2 separate regions of the Homo sapiens genome follow, and region 1 is linked to region 2. A link is an interaction called in ENCODE POLR2A ChIA-PET data of the cell type or tissue named here. Cell type or tissue: IMR-90. All regions are shown on one strand. Links, peaks and the distances in the headings refer to the core of each region. The heading gives the core; the rest is flanking DNA. Region 1 overlaps PTAR1 (protein prenyltransferase alpha subunit repeat containing 1). Region 2 has its middle 110 kb from the start of MAMDC2.

The links. ChIA-PET counts read pairs that join two places held together with the same protein. Peaks named below come from ENCODE experiments on the same cell type or tissue, not always from the same donor. Only the 100,000 strongest peaks of a DNase experiment are listed, where the experiment ranks them.
Region 1: POLR2A ChIA-PET joins it to region 2 with 5 read pairs; 2 of 35 experiments call an interaction of 5 or more read pairs at or near these places.

The regions. Positions count from the first base shown.
Region 1 is chr9:69,731,553-69,739,902 of GRCh38, forward strand. PTAR1 (protein prenyltransferase alpha subunit repeat containing 1) reads right to left here. Exons shown (of 8, transcript NM_001099666.2): 4 at 2,598-2,702; 5 at 587-800. Among named protein-coding and RNA genes, the nearest start is that of PTAR1, 24 kb to the right of the region's middle. In IMR-90, for the core only: no CTCF peak of the experiment used is centred there; no DNase peak of the experiment used is centred there.
Region 2 is chr9:69,932,210-69,940,559 of GRCh38, forward strand. No RefSeq gene overlaps it. Among named protein-coding and RNA genes, the nearest start is that of MAMDC2, 110 kb to the right of the region's middle. In IMR-90, for the core only: a CTCF peak has its summit at 879 (motif pointing left); a DNase peak (open chromatin) is centred at 4,452.

The DNA of each region.
Region 1 (8,350 bases), core at 135-8,134, 200 kb before region 2:
GTGAGAGTTTCCAAACTGGCTCTGCATTCAAATAACCCTGAGTCAGTGGAAAATACTGATCTCTAGATCCACCCTCATTCTGCTTTAGTAGGCTTGGAGTGGAACTTAGGAATCCCCAGGTAATTTATAGGCTCAGCCAATTTTAAAAACACCTGGGTGAGATTGTCTATCCCTGCCCTCCTCTCCCCCTTTTCAGAGGACGAGAGTGTGAAAAGACAGCCAGCTGACTTAGTATATTGTCACATAACCAAACACTACCAAGAAATAGCAATTCCAGTTCTATAAGGCTTAATAATCCCTTCCTGTTTCAGGATAAAGTGAGTTATGCTCAATCTTCCTCAGTTGGTTAAACCTGCCTTGCTTTACCAATGCACTAGCCTTAAGACTGCCAAAAACAGCACTAGTGGGGAATGCAAGCTTTTTATTTAATTACAGGGTTCCTCCAGAGGTAGCAGCTGTTGCGATTCTCTCAAGTTGCCAGACCATCAGTTTCTCTACTCCTTCAAAGCTCTTCTGAGAATGAACTACTACCAGAAGATTTTAAGGGCAGACAGGCAGTCTGCCCAGGAGACAGTAATATTCCTACCTTGACATCTAGCTTGGCCAAGTGCTGTAAAACCCAGATGCGATGGGACCAAGCATTATAGTTGCTTGGGTATCTCCCTGCTGCTTCACCACAGACCTCCATCTCTTCTTGTATGAGTCGCTGTGCCCTTTCTGTGGGAATTGTTCCCAAGTTTCCTTTGGTCACAAAGGAAGGCAAGGAGGTTTCCTGAATTAGCTGTTGTAGCACCCATCGCCTGTTAAGGCAGCATGTGGGAAAGAGAACACAGAAAGAACATAAACCAGAGAGAAAAATAACCAGTTTTCATTGTTCCTAATTTAATTTCCATTCAGAGACAATGCAAAATAATACCTGTTTATAAGTCTAGTATTTTGGAGATGGGGAGGGGTTGTTTTGTTGTTTATGATGATACTAATTTAGCAGTATGGATGAAGGGTGGAAAATGGATAAACAGGAAAAAAAAAAAACTTTAAAATCTGTAATACAGAGAATGTCATTACTTCTAAAATGACAATCCCAAAACTCCACTTGGCCAGGAAATGTAAAGGCAATTGGTGTGTGTGTGTGTGGTCGTGGTGAGAGGTCATAAATTAATGGCTGATAAATATTATAAGGAGTCATGATTCACATCTTTAAGTATATATGCATGCCTCACCCTATGTGCATTTGTTTGCAAACAAGAAGCTGCATTCTGATAGCTTTCATTCAGCAAAATTCTGTATTATAGCATAAAATCTGGAAGGTAACAAATATAATTCATTAAACCATTAAGAAGGTGTCAAAATATCCTTATCCACAAATTCTCCCTTTGTCTGTTTAAGATTTGCATTAACATGTATTTACATAAAAAACACTAAATAGTGTTTCGAGCTACTTAATGTGTTTACTTTGTACCAGTAATTTACTTATATAAAAGCATTTTTTAGACTAAAGATTTCAAACCCAAAGGTACAGGAAATTAAGTAAGAAAACTCACTTTGTCATTTTAAAATAATGGAATTTCTTATTTAACAACAAAATATTGCTTGATAAAAAAAATTAGACAAGCCAAACTGATGGATGCATATTTAACAGTTCCTTTCCCCTGCCACCATCCCTTTCCAAACCCCCATACACACAGTCATATACCCTTCTGTGGTATACTATCTCAATTTCTGGTGATGAAGAAAATATAACTGACTATGTGGTTTGGAAGAAGCTGACCTGCAATGTTAACTAAAGGCACGATTACCACTAAGACACCTGGAACGGACATAAGATCCTAAAAATGCCCACGATTTAAGAAAAATTAGAGTGGCTTAATAAACTGAGAATTTCAGAGTGACTTCTTCATTGGTCCTGACTAGCAAGCCCACACCATCCCATTTTGGTCAAATAAGAGTAGTTACACAGGGTCCAAGAGGAAGATGGTTCCAGGTGGCCAGGATTTTGAGAGTCCTAAAGTGCATTCTGGCTATCTGTCCCATGCTTTTAACCTAAAAATGTTCTTTGTATGTATGGATTTTAGCAACTTTAGCTCAGCCTACACAGCATTCGCTTCAGCTGCCCTCAGCTTTCTCTGTAAGTTAATTTTAATAACCACAACCATCACCACCAACATCTTTACCAGGAAAACAACCAAATGCTTTTAAAATCCATATTGCTCATTACAGTTGAGTATCTATAAATGCAATGCCCACAACTGCTTCAAAGAGTTAATAATAGCTAACATTTATTGAGTATTTAATATGTGCCAGGCACTGTGGGAGTGTTACATGCATTAACTCACGTAAACTTGACTGTTAACTATATGAGACAGGTGTAATTATTATTCTCATTTTACAAATGAGAAAACTGAGGCTTGGTGAGTTAAGTAATTTCCCATGAACACTTAGGTAGCAAGTTATATAGCTCCTAGATTTAAATGTAGGTAACCTGACTTCAGAATTCATGCTCTGGAACCAATAAGTAACCTTGCCTCTCACATGTCATGTTTCTTTCTCCAGCCAGTCTGAATCCTAAGTAAGAGTACTATGTTGTAAATTAACCACACCTGTGAATCCATGTTTCTGGACTCTTTGGAAACTTGGTTAAGGCGAGTTTTCCCAGATGTAAATCCTTAATTGGATTTAAAGTGCCAGAGAGGATCAGCTCTTTCCTGTAAAAAAAAAAAAAAAAAAAAAAAAAAATTAAACATTACTTTATCCTTATATCCAAAGGTTCTACATGGCTTTTAATATAATCTCATTGTGAAGCGAATGTCTAAGAATTTTAAAACAAAAAAAGAAAGAAAAAAAGCCCAAGCCACTCTGGGATATAAAACACTCATAAATGTGACATGCAGTAATCAAGAATGTATTCTCATAATCCCAATATAACAAACTAATAAGCAGAAAGAGAAGCTCTTAAATCAACAGATTTTAACGATTTTTAAATCTTAACTATTTGCGTGAGGGTAAATGGGGTTTTCTGGCCTATCTCATTTCCAAAAGTTGTGAGACCTGATATCGTACCTATAGGGCCAATCCAATACCAGCCAAAATTGGTCTAGTTTCCTAAATAGGACTTGACATGGTCTATTTCATTACAAAACCACACATACAACAAACACAATATGGTTGAGATGTAAGGGAAAAAAAAATCATTCATGGAATCACTATTCTAACCAAATTACTATTTTTTATTTTTGAATTTTCCCTTCTACTTTTCCCTATCACACATACATTTTAACATATAATTTTACATCCTGCTCTCATTATATCTTAAGAATTTCCCCATGATTCTATATAATCTTTGTAATGAACATTTTAAATGATCAAATTAGTTTTCATTTAGAAGCTATGCTTTTCCCTTCTTGTTAGACATTTAGGTTGCGTCAAACTTTTTGTTATTTTAAAACAAATCTGGGCAGGGGAAGCTTTGTGCTTATAACTTCTTTCTTTTGTATTCTTACTTTGGATAAGTTTCCAAAAGAGCTATTAACAAGGTAAAATACTTACATGACCCTTGATATACGAGGCCATTCCTTTTTAAAATATTAATATAAGCAGCAGAAGTAATAGCAATGTAATGTTTTGGTTGTTTTTAAAACTGTTCAAGCCCAACCAAAGCTTCAATGCAATCAGTTGTCCCTTGGTATCTTGTGGGGGCTTGGTTCAGGACCTCCCAAGGATACCAAAATCTGCGAATGCTCAAGTCCTTGATATAAAATGTGTTGCCATATAACCTACACACATCCTCCCATATACTTCATATCATCTCTAGATTACTTATAATACCTAATACAATGTAAATGCTATATAAATAGTTGTTACATTATTCAGGGACTAATGATAGGAAAACAAAGTCTGAACATGTTCGCTACAGAAAGCAATTTTTTCCCCAAATATTTTCTATCTGCGGTTGGTTGAATCCATGGATGCAGAACCTACAGATACAGAGGGCCAACTATATAAAGAATGTCATGCAAGAGCTTTCTATACCTGTTTCTCAGGTAAATACAATTTACATTTAATTTCTCAGGTAAGTTTTTGATAAGTGCTGATATTACACTCTCACTGAATTCTCAATGTATCTATAATTTTATAATAAAATCAGATCATTTGTTATTATTTATCTTAAAATGTCCTTCCTGTGTAGGGCTGATTATTCATTTATTTTAGAGAAGTTTAAGCCAGAGAAAACCAGAATCCAGCTCTTATACCATATCTACTTAGACGGACTTAATTCCTAAATACCACAATACATTTTCTTTCCAACAGTGACATACTATTTATAAAGTTTTATTTGATAAAGAAAACAACTATTTTCCTTTCAATGTTCAGGAAACCAATTTGTCATTATATATATATAATATATATATAAAATATATATTTTTTTCTTGCAACAGCCAATTGCTTTTGCAGTCTTGGATTATTTTTCTTCTGAAATCAGTAACATTTTGTTCATACAGTAAGTCAGGATACCTATAAAGTAAAAGGAGGAAAATATTGCTCTATGTAATTTTAACCACGTTTGAAAGCAATGTTTCTCAAAGTGAACCCTGACTGCAACATCAGCATCATCTGGAACTTATGCGAAATGCAGATCCTCAGGCCTCAGCCCAGAACCAACTGAGTCAGAAACTCAGGTGGGCACAGCAATATGTGTTTTAAAACAAGCTCTTCAGATGATGCCCATTGGCTGGGCACGGTAGCTCACGCCTGTAATCCCAGCACTTTGGGAGGCCGAGGCAGGTGGATCACGAGGTCAAGAGATTGAGACCATCCTGGCCAACATGGTGAAACTTTGTTTCTATTAAAAGTAAAAAAATTAGCTGGGCATGGTGGCACGCACCTGTAGTCCCAGCTACTTGGGAGGCTGAGGCAGGAGAATCGCTTGAACCCAGGAGGCAGAGGTTGCAGTGAGCCAAGATCGCGCCACTGCACTCCAGCCTGGCAATAATGATGCCCATTAAAGTTTAAAAAACAACTACTATAATGAATTTATTGTATTATGCTTAATTTCCATTTCATAAATTTAAGACCTCTTATTATTTATAACTGTCTACCTTTATTCCCATATATATCCATATATAAGGGGAGATAATCAAAATTTTCTTCAAAAAAGAGGCAGTTACCCTACAACTGAGTTTTGACAAAGTTTCTTAAATTATGGGCACTCTCTTTTGCAACCACTGCGGTACAGAATTTTAAAAAAAGAAAAAGAAAAAAATGGGGACTCCGTTAATATCTTTATTTTGAATTAAGCAGCATTTTTGGGAAGACATCTTAGCTTGAAACAACCTCAATCAATGTTAATATATGGACACTGAAAAAGATCACCTGATGGAATCAAGCAAAATTTTAATATCAATGTAATAAACATTGCTAGGGGTAGTACTGAACATTTGTAGGTGTTGGATATTGCTGAAACAAGTTTTTCAAAAATCACTTTAAGAGGAAATATGATATGTGGTAACATTAACAGCAATCACATAATCTAGTGCTATATATTTTTTTTTAGATGGGGTCTCACTGTCTTGCCCAGGCTGGAGTACAGTGGCACAATCTTGGCTCACTGAAATCTCTGCCTCCTGGGCTCAAGTGATCCTCCTGCCTCAGCCTCCCAAGCAGCTGGGACCACAGGCACACACAACCACGTCTAGCTAATTTTTTGTATTTTTGGTGGAGACAGGGTCTCACCATGTTGCCCAGGCTGGTCTCAAACTTCTGAGCTCAAGCAATCCACCCATCTCGGCCTCCCAAAGTGCTGGGATTACAGGTGTGAGCCACCATACCTGGCCTTAGAGCTACATTTTAAAAAAATCAACTGCTCTAATGTATTCAAATAAGAATCTGACTGGAGATACAATTTCCACTCACAAACAGATTCAAAAAGTGCTGTAGCTCAAACAACTTAGATATACTATGATGGGCTCTGGAAAAATGTGCTACAGAACTAAAAACAACTAGGTCTTGTGATGACAAAGTCACTGATGTCAATGAGGCATGTAAGGTGTTTGAATAAAACTGACTACTCTTTTTCTTTTCTCAATCTTTACTCTGTCTGAAATGACAATAATAATGGCCATCCTCATTAAAAACTACCATGTATTGAACACTTCCTCTGAGTCAAGAACCGTGTAAAGTGATTTACATATGTTACATAATTTCTCACAACAATCCTGTAAGGTAAATATCATCATTGAGCCATATGAAATTGCTGATACTCAATCTTTTTTTAAAAATAAACTTTTTATTTTACAATAGTTTCAGGTTCGTAAACAAGTTGTAAGGATAATACAAAGAATTCCCATATGCCCTGTACCTAGTTTCTCTGCTATTAACATCTTATATTACCATGGTACCTTTGTCAAAATTTATGCAACAGTATTGATATTGATATATTTTTATTAAAAGTCCATACTTTATTTAGAATTCCTTAGTTTCTACCAAATGTCCTTTTCCTCTTCTAAAGTTCCCTCCAGGATCCCTTATATTTGGTAGTTATGTCTCCTTATGCTCCTCTTGGCTACTCAAATTTACCTTGCTTTTGATGACTTTGACAGTTTTGAGAATATGGGTCAGGTATTTTGTATAATGTTTTTCTCATCATTAAACTGGAGTTACAGATTCTGGAGAGGAAGACCAAAGAGGTAAAGTGACATTTTCACTGCATCATATCAGAGGCATGTGCTATCAACATGACTTAGCATTGTTGATATCAATCTGGATTACCTGGCTGAGTTCAGGTTTCTTCACTACTTTTTGCAAGAAAGTCACTGATTTTTTTATTTGGTGCACAGCTCAACCTTAAGAAATACAGAGTTATGCTCTACCTTGTAGAGGGGGATTATCTAGATAAATTAACAGAACATTTGTCTATTGTCTCTTACTTATATATTCATTCATTCATTTCAGTGGGCTGATGGATAGGGGTATAATCCAATACTATGTTATTTATTTTGTTGCTCAAATCATTCCAGCTATGGCCACTGGAAGCTCTTTCAGTTGCTCCCCATGTCCCTTTTTCATATCCCACCATATATTTTTGAATACTTCCTTACTTTCTGGCTCTATAAGATGCTCCAAGCTCATCTTGTATACTTCCTGCTCTGGTCCTAGAATCAGCCATTTCTAACATCATTAAAGAATGGTATTAGAAACCACAATGTGGGTGCTAGAATTAAATTGTTTTTTATCTATATAAAAAAAATTTCCCTAACACCTCAATTTTTTTTTTTTTTTTTGAGACGGAGTCTTGCTCTGTCACCAGGCTGGAGTGCAGTGGCACGCTCTTGGCTCACTGCAACCTCCGCCTCCCAGGTTCAAGCGATTCCCCTTCCTCAGCCTCCAGAGTGGCTGGGACTACACATGTGCACTGACACGCACGGCTAATTTTTTGTATTTTAGTAGAGATGGGGTTTCACCATATTGGCCAGGATGGTCTTGATCTCCTGACCTCGTGATCCACCCACCTTGGCCTCCCAAAGTGCTGGGATTACAGGCGTGAGCCACCATGCCCGGCCAAATACCTCAATTTTACAGATGAAGAAATTGAATCCTGGAGAAGTTCAGTAACTTGCTCAGGTTTCTTAGCTCAAAATGTCAGAACCAAACATCAAATCTGCACAAAATAAAGTTACCAATTTAAATCAATAGGCTATGAGTTCAGAACATGAATCACTGGAGTTTGGCATCAACTATTCTAGTTGCTCAAAGGTGTTTTGCTTACTCTAAGTACATAGACTGATGAAGAAAATAGGACATTATTACTAAGTCAACCTCTTTCATCAGGTAATTCACAAATTTCCAAAGCAAAAAAAAAAAGCAGTTTTCTTTAAAAAAAAAAAAGACAGCTGAAATTCTAAATTATGTGTATCACTCACTGTAATTACAGGAGATCAGTTCAAAAACTTATTTTTGCCTCTATTTCTTTCCCCTAAGACTGCAATACCCACAAATTGAACTAGACGTCTATTGCATTATTCTTTAGCAGTTTGAAAAATGCATTAAAAAATCACTCAATGCCTTCCAGGGTTAGTACAGAAGAGATCCACTAACAATTAAAAATAAAGTTCTGTGTATTTGATACGCAATAGAGACCTTATAGGGTTAGAATTTACTTTGAAGTTGGTAGTTTGTTGCTCAAAATGTACCTATGATTTGATGTCTTTCTATGTCAATCAATCTTACTGATATGAATTAAAATTTACTAGAACACATATCCACAAAGGATTTTTTAAAAATCAAGATTCCCTTTCTACTCATCTAGCACAAAACCTTACTAATCATCTAACTAGAACAATTTTCAAGATTAACTGTC
Region 2 (8,350 bases), core at 256-8,255:
TGGTTAAGGGAGCATTCACAAAGCCAATAGCTCCCCATTCTTGTGGCACCTCCTTTAAGGGGAAGAGAGTTGGGGCTGACTCCTTAGATGTAGAGGGAAATGGGAAATTTTGGATAGCATTTCTCCATTGTTCTATATCATGTTGGAGTCCTTTTAGGGAAGGGTACTGGGGCTGAGAAGTAACAGGCTCATGGGATGGTTCCCAAGAATCAGGATTGTAAGGAGGAGGCATAATGTGAGCAGGGGAAGGATCTGGATCAGGATCTAGGATGGCAGCAGCTGCCTGAGGGGAAGGGTTAGGGGCACTGAGTGGGGGAAGATGGTCTAGGGGATCCTATATGCTGGAGTCTTTAGGCACAGGAACTGGCTTTTCTGACTCTTCATTTTGAGATTCTAGATTGAGTTTTTCCCTAGTTGTCTTTAAGGAAAAAGGAGAATGGGTCCCTGACTCCAAACAAAGAGCACAATCCAGTTCTTCTTGAGAAACCAGGCTTTTATCATTTACATATTAAATCAGAAGTTGACACACCACATCCTCATTTGACCCAAACATCGGCCAGAAGATTGAGGGTTTGAGGATGGGTCCCTGAGTCCAAATAAAACCGCAATATTTTATCATTTGTTGCTTTTTCTTTTTGTTTAGTCCTCTCATTATCTTTCCAATATTTTAACATGAGACCCAGGGGACTATCAGAGGGAATATCTTTATTGCTATCTTTATCCCTTTTACTCCCTGTCTTGCTTGGGGTATTTCCCATGTTGAGTCCTAGTTAGGCTCAATCCCTCGTATTAGAGATTTCTTGCCTATCCTTCTCTGGAGGCTTATTGAGACTCAATCCCTCATATTAGAGATTTCTTGCCTATCCTTTAGCCCCACCTGCTGGAGGCTCCTTGTACCCTTCTTTCACTGTGTCCACTCTGGCCGCTTCCCTGAGGGGAATTTAGGTCCCTCTTAACATTGGTGTGCCAGTATAAACCCCACAGCAGGATGCTCCCTAAGCCATATGAGGTGACCACGGAACCGCAGATAGGAACCACTCACTCTGCACAGCAGTAGTGCTTAGTACCATCCACACAAGCACACTGCCAGCAGTAGTGCTTGTGATCATCCACACACACTTTCAACCTCCAGAATATCCCGACCACCAAGGAAATACTTTGTCACTCCAGTGACATTTCTTACCTTGGCCTGTGCACAGAGTTACCTGGTCTCTGTGCTGTTGCAAGCCTTTTTCTCCCTGCATTGCTGAGAGTCTGGGTTTATTCATTGCGCTGGGTGGGTCCTGATCCCTCACCCTGAGGCCACTGCAATGAGACAGTGGGATGCTCCTCATGAAAGGTGACAGGAGACCCCGTTCCCAGAGGAGAATGGGAATCCTGGACGAGCCCCAATATTTGTTGGAGATAAATGATCAGTGCTGCAAAGTGAAACCAGCACTCAGGCAAAAGTTTTCTCAGCAAGGCAACTTATTTCAACAGAAGGGTGCTGCTCACGTCAATCACGATTGCAAGAGCACACTGAACAGAGGAAAGCAGGGATTTTTACTCCTAATGCAATCACTACCTCTGTGTCACTCCCCCATGGGCTGGGGTCAGACTGCATAATCTAAACTGACCTGGTTGGCTATTTGTGAATATTTTCCCAAATAAGGAAGGGAAGGGGAATGTGAGTTACAGTGGTGGGACATGCGGTTTTGGTGGGAGGAATGGGTGCACAGTGGGTATCCAAGGGAACAGATGTGAGTTATTGATTAGAACTGACGGGAAAGTTGTTTACAGTAACTAGTGGCAAGGATGCATGGAGAACAAGAAAGTTGGGTTTGAGAACAGAGAACAAGGTAGTTAACAGGTTAAACTTTTGAAGAGGAATACATTTATTATGTCCTACAAAAAACGTCTTCATAGAACTTAACAAAAGCATGATTACAGAGGTAAAGGAAGGTATGATGACACTGTTGCATCAGATAGAGAATATAAAAAAAGAGATAGAAATTGTAAAAAAGATCCAAAGACTGAGTGTGGTGGCTCATGCCTATAATCCCAGCACTTTGGGAAGAAAAAGCAGAAGGATTGCCTGAAATCAGGAGTGCAGTATCAGCCTAGACAACACAGTAAACCCCATTTCTACAAAAATAAATTAGCCCAACATGGTGGCATGCAGCTGTAGTCCCAGCTACTTAGGAGGCTGAGGTGGGAGGATTGCTTGAGCCCAGGATTGTGAGGCTGCAGTGAGCTATGATCACACCACTACACTCCAGCCTAGGCAACAAAATGAGACTACGTCTCTTAAAAATAAAATGAACCAAATGAAAATTCTAGAACTGAGTAGTTCAGTGATTGAAATAAAAAAATTCAACATCAAGGGGCTCAGCAGTAGATTTGAAATGGCAGAAGAATTTTCAAATTTAAACATAGATCAACAAAGATTAAGTAAGCTGGAGAACAGAGAGAAAAAAATGGATAGAAATTAACAGAGCCTTAGATAAATATGAGACACCATTAAATGCACCAATATATGCATAAAGGGAATATTGGAGAGGAGAGGGAGAAGAGACGAAAAAATATTCAAATAAATAATGGCAGGCAACCTCCCAATTTTAATGAAAAACAATAACCTATATAACCAGGAAGCTCAATGAACTTCAAATAGGATAAACACAAAGAAATACATAAACAGATATATCATTACTAAAGACGATAAAAGTCAAAGACAAGGAGAAAATCTTGAAAGCAGCAAAAGAACATCTCATTCCTTATAAAGGAAGCTCAATAAGATTAACATTCAATTTGTCAGTCAAAACAATGGCGATCAGAAGACAGTGGAATGGTATATTCAAAGTGCTCAAGGGAAAACAAAAACCCTTGTTAACCAATAAACATATACCTCTAAACTATTTTTTTAAAGTGAAGGAGAAATACAGACTTTCAAAGATAAGAAAACTGAATTTGTTGACAACATACCTATCTTGCAAAGCATGCTAAAGGAAGTTCTTCAGGCAGAAAGCAAGTGACCCCAGATGGTAATTTGAATAGAAAAACTGAGAGTACCAGTAAAGGTAATTATGTAAGTACAAAAAACAGTATAAATGCACATTTTTGACCCTTTCTTATCTTAATGAATGTAAAAAGCAATTGCATAAATAATATGTAAATAATGTATTGTTGGATGTATAACATATAGAAATGTAACATAAGCATAACGTTTTTACTAATAACAGCACAAAGAGATGAATGGAATCGAAGCTGTATTGGCCAAGGAAATGAGTACAGATGATAAAGTAATAATTATAACATTGTATCTTTTGGTCTGCAGTATGTATAATAATAGATGTAATATGTATAATCATAATACTACAAAAAGGGAAAAAGTAAATAGAGCTATGTATCAGTAAAGTTTTTATGTAATCACTATAATTAAGCTGGCTTAATATTAAAGGTGATTTTGATAAGTTAAGATGTATATGGTAAACCCTAGAGCAACTATTAAAATAAAACATACTAAATAGTAAAAAATTATTAAAGAAATTAGAATGTTACATTAGAAAATATCCACTTCATACAGTAGAATTTAGTGAACAATGAAGAGAAGAACAAAAAGGCGTAAGACATATAGAAGTGTATTAGTCAGGGTTCTCCAGAGAGACAGGACCAATAGTATATACTTATAGATATAGATAGAGACATATGAGAGAGGTTTTATTAGGGGAACTGACTCAAACAATTATGGAGGCTGAGAAGTCCCATGACAGGCTATGTGCAGGCTGGAGACCCTGGGATGCTGGTGGTGTGGCTCAGTCCAGTTCCAAAAGCCTCGGAATTAGGGAAGCTGATGGCTCAATTCTCAATCTGAGTCGAAGGCCTGAGAACTTGGGGTTGCAGAGGGTGGGGTGCTGGTTTAAGTCCTGAAGTTCCAAGACTGAAGAGCCTGGGGTTCTGATGTCCAAAGACAGGAGGAGAAAGTCTGTCCCAGCTCCAGGAGAGACAAATTCACCTTTCATATGTTTGTTCTATGGGGGCTGCCAGCTGATTGGATGGTGTCTGCCACATTGAGGGTGGATCTTTTCCACCTGTCCACTCAGATTCACATGCCAGTCTCACAGACACACCCCAAAAGAATACTTTAAAATCTCTCTAAGTATTCCTTAATCCAGTAAAATTGAAACCTAAAATTAACCATCACAGAAAGCAAAATGTAAAATAGCAGACATAAATCCAACTATGGTCATGCATTGCTTAGCAACATTCTAAGAAATTTATTATTAGGTGATGCATTGTGCAAATGTCATAGAGTATATTTACACAAACTTAGATGGCTACTACACACTAGGCTATATGACATAGCCTATTGCTATTAGGCTACAAACCTGTACAACATGTTACTATACTGAATACCGTAGGCTGTTGTAACATGATATGAGCATTTGTGTATCTACACACAACAGCTTGCAGGACTTCAAGTTGCTCTGGATGAGTCATGGTGTGAATGGTAGTGAATGTGAAGGCCTAGGACATTACTATATACTACTGTAGACTTTATGAACTCTGTATGCTTAGGCTACACTACATTTATTTTTAAATTTTCTTTAATAATAAAACTTAGTTTACTGTAACTTTTTAGTTTACAAACTTGTACACTTTTTTAACTTTTTGACTTTTTTATAATAACACTTAGCTTAAAACACATGTTGTATAGCTGTACAAAAATATTTTCTTTCTTCATATTTTACTCTAGAAGAATTTTTTCACTAAACTTTTTCTTAACTTTAAAAACTTTTTTTGTTAAAAACTAAGACACAAACATACATATTAGCCTAGGCCTATACAGAGTCAAGATTATCAATGTCACTGTCTTCCACCTCCACATTTTGTGCCACTGGGAGGTCTTTAGGGGCAATAACAGGCATGGAACTATCATCTCCTATGATGATAATGCCTTCCAATCCTGAAGGACTTTCTGAGGCTCTTCTTGAGAAGGTGTCACTCTTTTCAGAAATATGGCCATGGTGATTTGCTTGGTTTGTTTCTTTTTTTCATCATAGATTTGCTTGTAAGCAGATAACACACCATGAACATTGCTCTTCATTAATGAAAACCTTTCATTGTTGGGGTTCATGTTTTCAGTTTTTTAAGGAGCTTGTTGGGGTCTGCAAAAGCTCCTGCTAAAGCTTTCACTATAAATTTTTTGAGAGTTCTTCTTTTACTTCTCCTGTAATTATCTTTCCTCTTGCCTCTTCTTCAGCTATCTGTTCCTCTTGCAGTTCCAACAACTTCTTGTTAGTCAGTTCCTCATGAATCATCTCTAGGAGCTCTTCAATATCATCCTCACACACACCCAGGTTTAAGTTGTTTGTCATCTCAACCACAGCCTTGTTGATTTTTGTAACCTCCTCATCCTTTACAAATCCTTTGACATCATGGTTGAAACTTTTGAATGTCTTCTTCCAGGTACCATTTATATACTCCTTGGTGACATCACCCTAAATCAAAGCAAGGTTCTTGATGCAGTCATAGATGTTGTAATTCTTCCAGAATTGCATCCGCGTCTTCAGTTACAGCAATAGCGTGGGCAAAGGTCCTCCTCAGGTAGAAAGCCTTAAAAGCTGCTATACTTTCTCAATCCTTTGACTGTATCAAAGAGGTGGTGTTTGTAGGGAGAAACACTACTTTGATATTGGAATAAAGATCACCAATAAGAGGAGCATGTGCAAGAGCATTATCAGCAGTAAGTAAAATTTTGAAAGTTATGTTATTTTTCAGACAGTACTTCTCCATTTTGCTGGCATAGCAATTCAAGATGGCATCTTAGAAGAGGAACTGGGTCAGCTGTGACTTCTTACTCCCCCTGTAGTGCACCGGCAGTGTGTGCTTTTTAATATGGTTGAAGGCCCTGGAGCTCTCAGTGTGACAGATCACAAAGGGTTTCAATTTGTAGCCTGCAACACTGCCCCCAAACAAGATTATGATCCTGTCCTTAAAAGACTTGAACCTGGCATTGACTTGGCTTCCTTATGAATGAAAGTCTTTTCAGGCATTTGTGTGCAGAATAGGGAGATTTCATCCATATCAAAGATTTGCTCTGGCAAGTAATTTTCTTCTGCAATCAGCTTATCCAGAGTTCCAAAAATTCTTCAGCTCCCTTCATATCAGCACTCATAGACTCACCACTCACTTTCACATTGTGTAATGAATAATAATTCTTGAGTCATTTAAACTCCTGAGCTAGCAGCAAATTCAATGTCATAGTCGGGTCCAGTCTTTTTCTTCAATATCACGAATAAACTTTTTGCTTTGGTTATGATTATCATGGTGCTGAGAGGAGTATGCTTCTGTATCTGATCTTCAATCTAAGACATTAGAAGTTTCTCCATATCTGATATAGGGTCATCTCAAATTTTGTTAGTCTCACTGGCTTTGATGAAGCAGATCCTTTAACAGTCTTTAACGCTCTTTGTCCTTGTTCTTCAAAATGTTAGCTACGGTGGAATAGGACATGCCTGATTGGTGAGCAATAATCATCACTGATTTTCCACCTTCATAGTGCTTAATCACTTTTAATTTTGTTTCCAGGTTAATCATTTGATGTGGCCTCTTAATGGCAACATTATTCATGATTTTTGTATACTTAGGAGTCATAATGAACAAAACAACACAAGATTAAATCAAGCACAACAGAAAATGGTACAAGCAAAAGATGAGGTAAGTACGAGATGGATAAGACTGCTGCTGGCATGACATGACATACTGTTTTACAGTAAACTTTTTTATATGTAGAAATACACTCTAAACATTAAAAAGTATAGTGTAGCTGGCATGGTGGCTCACGCCTGTAATCCCAGCACTTTGGGAGGCCGAGGTGGGCGGATCACCTGAGGCCAGGAGTTCAAGACCAGCCTGGCCAACATGGTGAAACCCCATCTCTACTAGAAATACAAAAAATTAGCTGAGTGTGGTGGCGGGCACCTGTAATCCCAGTTTCTCAAGAGGCTGAGGCATGAGAATCGCTTAAGCCCTGGAGGCAGAGGTTGCAGTGAGCCAAGATCATAGCATTGCACTCCAGCCTGGGCAACAGAGCAAAAAAAAAAAAAAAAAAAAAGTATAGTATAGTAACCAGTAACATAGTCATTTATTATTATCAAGTATTATGTACTGTACATAATGGTGTGTGTGTTATACTTTTATATGACTGGTATCACAGTAGTTTACTCCAGCATCACCACAAACATGTGCATCGAATGATTGACCTGGAAACATGTGCATGTTTGTGGTGATGCTAGAGTAAACTACTGTGTTACCAGTCATATAAAAGTATAACACACACAACATTACAGTCGCTATGATGTCAGTAGGAGTTAGGAATATTTTTTAGCTCCATTATAATCTTGTGAAACAACTGTCATATATGTTGTCTGTCAATGACCAAAATGTCATTGTGCAGCAGCACATGATTGCATATCAATAATAGCATTAAATATGGATGAATGAAACAATTGAATCAAAAGGCAGAGATTGGTGGACTATAAAAAATATGATCCAACTATAAGCTGCCTACAAGAGACACATTAGACTCAAAGATACAAATACATTGAAAGTAAAAGAATGAAAAAATATCATGCAACAGCAACCACAAAAAGTTTGGAGTGACTATATTAATACCAGACAAAATAGACATTAAAACAAAAAGTGTTACTAGAGATAAAGAGGGCTATTTTACAATGACAAAAGGATCAATCCACTAGGAGGATTTAACTACTATAAACATATATGTGTCTAATAACAGAGTACGAAAATACATGAAGCAAAAACAATCAGAGGTTGGAGAAATAGACCAACAATACGAGTTGAAGACTTTAATACTCCTCTTTCAATAATGTGTAGAACAACTATGCAGAAGATCAAAAAGAAAATAGATGACTTGAACAATACTATAAGTCAACCTGATGTAGCCATCCATAGAACACTCTACCTAACAACAACAGAATATACATTCTTCTAACATGCACAGGGAACATTTTCAAGATAGAACATAAGCTAGATCATAAGGCAAATCTCAATAGATTAAAAAGGACAGAAATCTCACAAAGTACATTCTCCCACCAAGGGAATAAGATTAGAAATCAATAGTGGGAAAAGCCTCAGCCTGTCACGGTGCCTCATGCCTGTAATCCCACTATTTGCGAGGCTGAGGTGGGAGGATTGCCTGAAGCCAGGAGTTTGAGAGCAGTCTGGGCAACATAGCAAAAGTTTATCTCTAAACATTTTTTTAAAAAATTAGCCAGGCATGGTGGTGAGTATCTGTAGTAGCAGCTACTTAGGAGGCTGAGGTGGGAGGATTGCTAGGGCCCAGGAGTTC